Regions from separate parts of the Homo sapiens genome. Here region 1 is linked to region 2. Evidence: chromatin contacts called from ENCODE Hi-C or POLR2A ChIA-PET data. All regions are on one chromosome and are shown on one strand. Each heading gives the region's core, a stretch centred on a gene start or an enhancer-like site at or near the end of the contact. The rest is flanking DNA. Distances are from core to core; before and after follow the strand shown.

The links. Hi-C counts contacts between places; a loop is a spot of excess contacts on that map. ChIA-PET counts read pairs that join two places held with the same protein, here RNA polymerase II (POLR2A). Pooled maps may share reads with other maps.
Region 1: a loop to region 2 is called in a map of endothelial cell of umbilical vein, with 5 times the contacts of the local background. The contact joins two enhancer-like sites. A Hi-C loop is called at or near these places in 2 of 168 maps with a recorded cell type or tissue (PC-3 and endothelial cell of umbilical vein) and 2 of 50 pooled maps. POLR2A ChIA-PET finds 5 or more read pairs at or near these places in 4 of 52 experiments (Panc1, WTC11, activated CD4-positive, alpha-beta T cell and 1 more).

Annotation. Positions count from the first base shown.
Region 1 is chr6:1,915,670-1,919,447 of GRCh38, reverse strand. The region is part of intron 7 of GMDS (GDP-mannose 4,6-dehydratase); the gene reads left to right. Among named protein-coding and RNA genes, the nearest start is that of FOXC1, 310 kb to the right of the region's middle. Within about 2 kb of position 1,652, at least 8 of the 41 ENCODE cell types and tissues checked have a DNase peak (open chromatin) inside an H3K27ac peak, as active enhancers do; they include endothelial cell of umbilical vein, where a contact is called at or near this core.
Region 2 is chr6:1,820,237-1,823,859 of GRCh38, reverse strand. All of the region lies in intron 7 of GMDS (GDP-mannose 4,6-dehydratase), which reads left to right. Among named protein-coding and RNA genes, the nearest start is that of FOXC1, 210 kb to the right of the region's middle. Within about 2 kb of position 1,980, at least 2 of the 41 ENCODE cell types and tissues checked have a DNase peak (open chromatin) inside an H3K27ac peak, as active enhancers do; they include endothelial cell of umbilical vein, where a contact is called at or near this core.

The DNA of each region.
Region 1 (3,778 bases), core at 403-2,902, 96 kb before region 2:
ATTGTCTTTACATTGTTGGCCTAAGCCTCATATGGAAATTATTAGTAGAGTTCTCAAAGAAAGGGATGAAATTACTCCATAGGATAGCTTCCCTAAGTACCTCTCAGAGTTATGTAAAATATTTGAGATCACTTTTACCATTTTTTCTCATAGAGAGAATGGTTGGGCTCTCACTATAGAGAGAAAAGTGAGGGAGACCTCTGAGGAGCAGTCAGGACTTTGTTAGCTATCTCATGTCGGTCTCTCTTGGGGAAGCTCCTTGAAGGCAGGACCTGGATCCTATCCCTCTTTATCTTTAATCATCCCTCCCAACATGCCTGGCACATAACAGATGCCCAGTAAATACCTGAATTGGATCTCCCTGCCCATCATTTCTTTATAAAATTATAAAAATGAAATCTGTATATATGAAATGTGTTCCATTTCTCTTACTATTAAAAGATGCTTTCTTTAGCTAGCACAAGACATTGCCCCCAGAATATGATCTTACCACACTTAGGTTGAGTTGTGCTAGATTTACTTGATATCAGCAAAATGTTTGCAAGCACCTTTCTTTCTGGTTGAGTGCAGATCATAAATGAAAGGAAGTAACGTCTATATGTTCTCACACAGTGGCCAGTTTCCTGATTATCTCTAGATTCTACTATTATTAGACTTTATTCCTAGCTTTATTTTTACTTTTGATTTACTTATTTATTTTGAGGTAGGTCTCACTCTGTCACCCATACTGGAGTGCAGTGGCATGATTTTGGCTCACTGCAGCCTTGATCTCCCAGGCTCAAGTGATCCTCCCACCTCAGCCTCCTGAGTAGCTGGGACTACAGGCATGTACCACCATGCCCGGCTGAATTTTTTTTTCTTTTTAGTAGAGATGAGGCCTCCCTATGTTGCCCAGGCTGGTCTTGAACTCCAGAGCTCAAATGATCTGTCCACCTCGGCCCCCCAAAGGACTGGATTATAGGTATGAGCCACCATGCCCGGCCTTATTCTTATTTTTAAAGGAAGAATATCTGAGCAGATAGAAAAATGGAAAGGCAGAAGGATAAACTGGCCCTGTTTTACAAAATAATATTTAAAAATCACTAATATACCATTAGCTTATAAGACCAAGTACCCATGGGAGTACTTGATGATATTGACATCAGCTCATTCAGAAACCTTTTTGTGTGATCATCACTCTATTTCCTCTCAGTTTTCAAGGATCTCATTTGTTAGAGGATTCTTCTAGAGAGCCAGAGTTCCAAGGAGGGCTCTATTATTATGGAAAACCGTCACACTCTCCCATCCCTTCTCTTCTCCCCTCTCTATCCTCTCTCTCAGTCTGTACCCATCACCAACACATGCAAATTAGAAGCAGGTCATGTTGTAATAATAGGACTTTATTTTTAAATACATATAGAATTTAAAGATTCTTATGTATTTATTTGACAGTGGCTCTGGGAATATCTGTGGAAACAGTGCAGTAAGAAGAAAAGAAAAGCCTTCTGCAGTACCATTTTCTGTCCCTCGTGAGTGTGATTTCATTTCCTCCCTGGTCGCACATCACCCACATGCTCAGACGACATATCCCTGTTCTTGGGTCCGTCCTCCAGCTTCTGACTCACAGAGCAGAGCGATAGTCTGTGGGTGCCTGTGTTGGAGGGTACAGGTTGCATTCCAGGAAGGTGACTCGGCTGGCATCCTGCCTCTCGGGGCATTCTGTCACCAAGTCCACAGGATACAGATACCCCATTCAAGGTAGCAGAGCTGCGCCTACTTTGTCTCAACAGAAAAAGGCAGAGATGAGGATTTCAAGGGCTGCATAGTTTCATGTGCTTTTTCTTACAGTGTGTCCTTTAGTCAAGAATTACTTGCTGGTTTTGCCTGGGTCTCAAATTTCAAGTTTGAAAATAAAATATAAAGATCTATCACTAGAACTTATTTTAAACCCTGGAAGATTGTCCTATTCTATTCCTGTAGTGCTTTGTCATTTACATCTTTGTATTTGATTCTCCCAACACATATTTGACCATGGTTAGGAGAGCACGGATTGTTTTTTGTCATTTTCATAGGAAAAGGCTGACATTGAAAGGAGAAACCCTTGTTTGATGTCTTCTCTTGGTATCAGGCAGTGGGTTCCAGCCCTGCTCTGCCAACTCCTCAGTGCAGTGACTTACCATGATACTGTGCCATGTTTCTGGGCTGATTTTTGGTATATTTAGTCATTCTTGTGAGATTTTTAAAGTCATTTTTTTTTAGTGACTTCAAGTGTTGATTGTGTAGCAAACGTATTCCTCTCGCTAGGTATTACATATAAACTAGCATCTCTACTGCTGGCCTAATACCTCTAATCATCCTGTGAAACCACTCCAGTGTGAGGAACTGAGTGTGAAGGAAACTGTAGAACATCTGAGGAGCCACATGTGAAAAGGCCAGTCCCTGTGTCCTAAACAGACTTCCTCTACATTAAGCAGTCCTTTAATAGTTGTACAATCATATAATTTGAAGAAGATATCCATTCTGTACAGGAAATACAAGTTTAACAGAAGTCGTTTCATTTGATCCTTATCTTCAAAAAAAAAAAAACCTGAAGAAGCTTGAAGACGTGGCATGGGTGGTTTAGATTCCATTGCCTTTTGTCAGTGGCAGTAGAAGCCTCATTGTAGTTAAGCATCTGCCTGGGCCTCTGGGAAAACAAAGCATCATTAACTGGCTGGCTAATGAGTCATCTATTAAAATTATCCCTAATGAATTGTGGGTTTGCTTGTTTAATTGCGCGTGGTATTGTGCTCTCAAATGTTAGCAGTCCAGTGGGGCTCAAAGAAATTACACTGGCTTTATTGAGCATTTCAGTAGGATTCTTCCTAAGTCACTGTGCCACGATTGGCTCTCTCTCTTTCTCTCCCTCCCTTTTTCGTCTCTCTCTCTTTCTTTCACTCTCCTTTCCCTCTGTTCATCCCTACCTCTCTTTTTCCCTCTTCCCTTTCCCTCCTTTCCCTTCCCCTCCCTTCAGCTCATCTCCTCTCTCTCTCCCTTTCTTTCACAGATTGTGGGGTAGGAATACAATATGAAAACTCTTACTTTGGAGAATCTGCGCTAATGGCATCTTGAGTATGAACAGCCCCCCACCCCCGCACGTGAAGGGTTGATAGAGCCTGGTGAGCAGCTGGCAGACGCCCCATTTTCCTTCAGCTGCACCCTCACGTTTCATCAGCGCTGGTCACTGTGGGCGTGCTACCTTGTAACTAGGTGGCTGCTGGTCTTCCTTTCCCTACAGCCATGTTGTCAGTCTAGAATGGGGTAGCAAAAACATCATAGGAATAAAGGGCTAAACTACGTAAAAACCATGATTGTATATTGAAAAATGCTTAATGACAGTTTTTACACCAGTAAGAATGCCAAGATCTTCAGGTACAGCTTAGCTTCCACCTGCGAAGCCTGCGTGAGCAGTGGCTGGGCGGGACATGTCTGAATGGTGAAGGTGTTGCCACCTCCCAATATGGCCCTTTCTTTATGAACAGCTCTAATGGTCAGTTGTTATTTTAAAGTCAAAGCCTTCCTTGAGCCTGAAACCATGAATTAAAATATCCAGTTAGTCTTTATTTTCAAGTTCAAAACCTTATTGCGTACTGAAAATGCATGAACTACTGGACACTTTTACAAGCTTACTTTCACAGGAGTCTGGTAAGATACGTGCTATTCTCATATTTTTCTCACTAGAGGGAAAACATAAGGCATAGAGAGAGAGGCTTGCTGAGTCTGGCCCAGATCAGGCGCGTTCATTCGGCCGACCCTTGTG
Region 2 (3,623 bases), core at 731-3,230:
CTTTCCATGACCATTTTGGATTCTCAACAACAACAAAAAATGCATCTATTTATGCATATATTCTAACATAGTATCAGGAGTCTAATGAATATTCAAACTCCCTCCATAGACCCTCTGTGCCTAGCTTAACAATGCTTAGGCTAAAAACATAGATATTTGAAGCCATATATATTAGTGGGTAAATTTACTGGAAAACAGTATGTAAAAGGAAAAGAAGGGGGAGGTAAGGTCACAACCTTAGGAAATGCTAAACTTCAGGTGCCAGAAAGGGCATGTGGGCAGTGGTGGGGGGTAGGAATCCTCAGGACACATGCAGGAGGAAGAAGATGAACCTGCCATTTGTAGTGTCCTAGGAGCCCAGGGTCTTTCCACCAGAAGGCTGTGCTCAGCTGTGTAAGAACATACAATTGGGAAGATCATGACTGAAAAACTTTAGACTTGATGAGTTATTGCAGTTCAATATTATCCTTCCCATTTTTACAAATAACTTTGAGAAAAGAGGTCAGATTTTAAACTGAAGAAGAGCTGGTTGTGAGAAATTAGAGATAATACGGAATCTTATTAATTTGGTGTCACGATATATAGTAATTTTTCACTAATTTCTGACCCAAGAAAATAAGCAATTAGTAGTAACTACCATGCTGTGTTTGGCTCTAGAGGGCATTTAAATATAAAAATTGGGTAATTTTATGTATGTTGTACAAATAAGTTTCATTTTACAAATGAGTTTTGCCAAATATTTTACACACTTCTAGTATCCATACCAAATCTTTTTAATGAGCTCTAAATTATAAAAGTACAAAAAGCCACTGGAATTGAGAGGATGTTTGCAAAGAAGGAAATCCTGTGGTATAAATGACCCAAATTTATAGTATTTTCACCATACTGTAACTAGATTGAAGGATTTTTCTATTGCATTTTGTAATTTGGGGAAAACCTGTTTATTTCTTCTGTCAGACTTCTCTTAATCGGAAATATTTATAGTAAAATGTACACAAAAAGTACTTTTTACATTATAGGTCATTTTAAAGTTAACAGTATTGAAATATTTAAAATATAGGCGAGGCATTTCACTGAAGTTTTTACTTCTATATTATTGTAACCTGACTTAGCATCTCATATAAGAAAAAGCAAGTCTCCAAGTATGTAAATAAATTTCAAACATGCTTCTACTTTTGGTTTATTTGTATATTCATCACAAAGCCTTAAACATTAACAGATAATTCTATTTCTCCTTTTTTCATCTTTGTCATCTATTGGAATATTAACTGTTAAGTAATTTTCTAATTTTGCTAATCTAGAAAAATATCAATATTTTTCTTGAACTATCTCATGACTATGTATTGTTTCCACGATTCCTTTCTACTCTTGGAATTCGTCAGATTATTACCGGAGTTTGTATATGTATTTTTTTCCCTCTTTTTCATCCTAACAAACTCACTTCCTGTGAAAATAATCAGAGCACTGTCAATACTACCAGGGATATGTGACCTAAATCTTACCCCAATACTTCTCAGAATGATGAGTTTCTAAATGTGTTTGGGCTTTGCCAAGCCATCACACACTTTAAAATATAGCTATGGTTTTGAATTTCCAAATGCATTCACATTAAGTAATTTTATAATGTTGATATTTTTTAAATGGGAAAATGTGAGTTGGGTCAGAAAGCTACCTTTCACCCTGAGTTCTCCAGCTTGGTGACGTGTGGTACCATTTCATTATGCAGGACTCAGTGAACAAGAAGTCAGTTGTCATAGCCGTCTGTTTCCTGGTAGTTTACACACCAGAAACTGAAATCTGAGAATGGTACTTGAAGGAAAACAAAGAGCTTTACAGTATTTTTTTTTCTTTTCAGGAAAACACACAGAAGCTAATTTTAGCGTCTTGATCAAATTGACCCAGCCTTTAACCCTGGCAAACGTTACCACGACACACTTCCAATAGACAATAGTTTGCATACCAGCATTGCACTGGAAACAGATGTGCATGCAGAATTGGCGTCCCCTCCCCCGCCGCAAGACTGAGCCCGCCACTGTCATGAAAGTTGAAATGTGGTCCTTCCTAATTGGGGAAAAAACTAGGTCTTCTTTCAAATTTCAAACTACAAGCTTTCATGACTTCTTTAAAAATTTATTATGTCACAGTTATGTTTTGACCAGAGTTTCAAAATATCATTCACTAGAGAAACATCTCTTGGCTTTAGCATGATTTTTATCTTGGTAAAAAAAAAAAAAAAAAAAAAAAAAAACAAATAAATTGTTAGCAGCTGCGCTATTCATGAGTGATGGTTACACAGTTTATATATTAAAACGTTTGGAATGTGCACAATTACCTCTTTTACTTTCTCACCAGGTCTCCTACAGTTTATATAAACTGCATTTTTATTACCAAAGAACTGTCCGTCTTTCCCTCCTTATCCTCGCCCATCCCAGCTTGGCAGAGTTTGCTCCCTAAAGCCCACGACAGCGAGCTGCCCCCCGTCCCCACCCACCAGCCGCGGCTCCCCTGGCAGTGTTGAATTCAGCCTCTCCGCTCAAAAGGAGCTGGGAGGGTTTGCTCAGTTTAGGATTACTTAGCATAGACCCTTCTCAGAACCTCCGGGAGACCCACTCACTTCCGAAATGCAAGAGAGTTTTTCCATTTTTGCCGAGAGACAAGAAACAAATATCTGTGTTTCTTGAGCAATGGAAAAGGATGTTTCCTGTCTCATTTGCTGTAATAATTGCTTCTCTCAAAATATCCTTTCACTCTGGGATAGCTATAATTGGTTGCAGTATATGCATCCATATATAGAGTCCATGTATACAAGACACAATGAGGTGGCATTTTGTAAGCATGTTCCATAACTTAAAAATATACATGTGTTTAGAAAACATTGGCCCTGTGACTTCTCTGAGGCCATAGAGAAGTTAGTGACAGGCAGGCCTGGGCTAGAGCCCCATGCCCATGCGTGCAGGACCACCCAGTGGCCAGGAGCAGAGATTTCTATGTTGTAGGCAGAGAAATCTCAACTGATAATTCATATTTTTAAAATATGAATTTAGGGGAATGCATCATTGTTTAAAAAGCAGCAGGCTTGCAGTTATAAAGCACTATGTAAACTATAGTGCTTATTAGAATTTTGGAAATTCAGTGAACTTACTCAGTTCAAAAGTGAGTTGTTAGCTCTCTACAATATTCTTGTCTCTAAAGAAATAATGAGTGCTGCTTATTCCTGTAGGTGAAGTGTTTACATTAAAACGTAAACAGAATTTGAGGATTCTATTTAGAATTATAATTCATCTGTATGGAATTGCAGTAAACAGATTTTGGACTACTGAAACAGTAATTTCATGTGAGATATATTAAATGCAAAAGTTATTCTAAATTTTATAGGGTCCATAAATAACCATTAGTCAGATACCCAGACCGAAATGTTATTTCTTATATTTGCAAGTTAATAACCAATAGCTACATTTGAACTTTGTGAAGGGAATTTAAACTATTTTCCTGGAATTTTTGTTTGACTGCCAAAGGGGGAAAATTCTCATTGGACTTTGATTGTGAAATCCAGTGCTTTTTGTGTGTATGTTTTTACTACCAAAGCATTCTTTATCCACATTTTATTTTTTCATAATAAAATT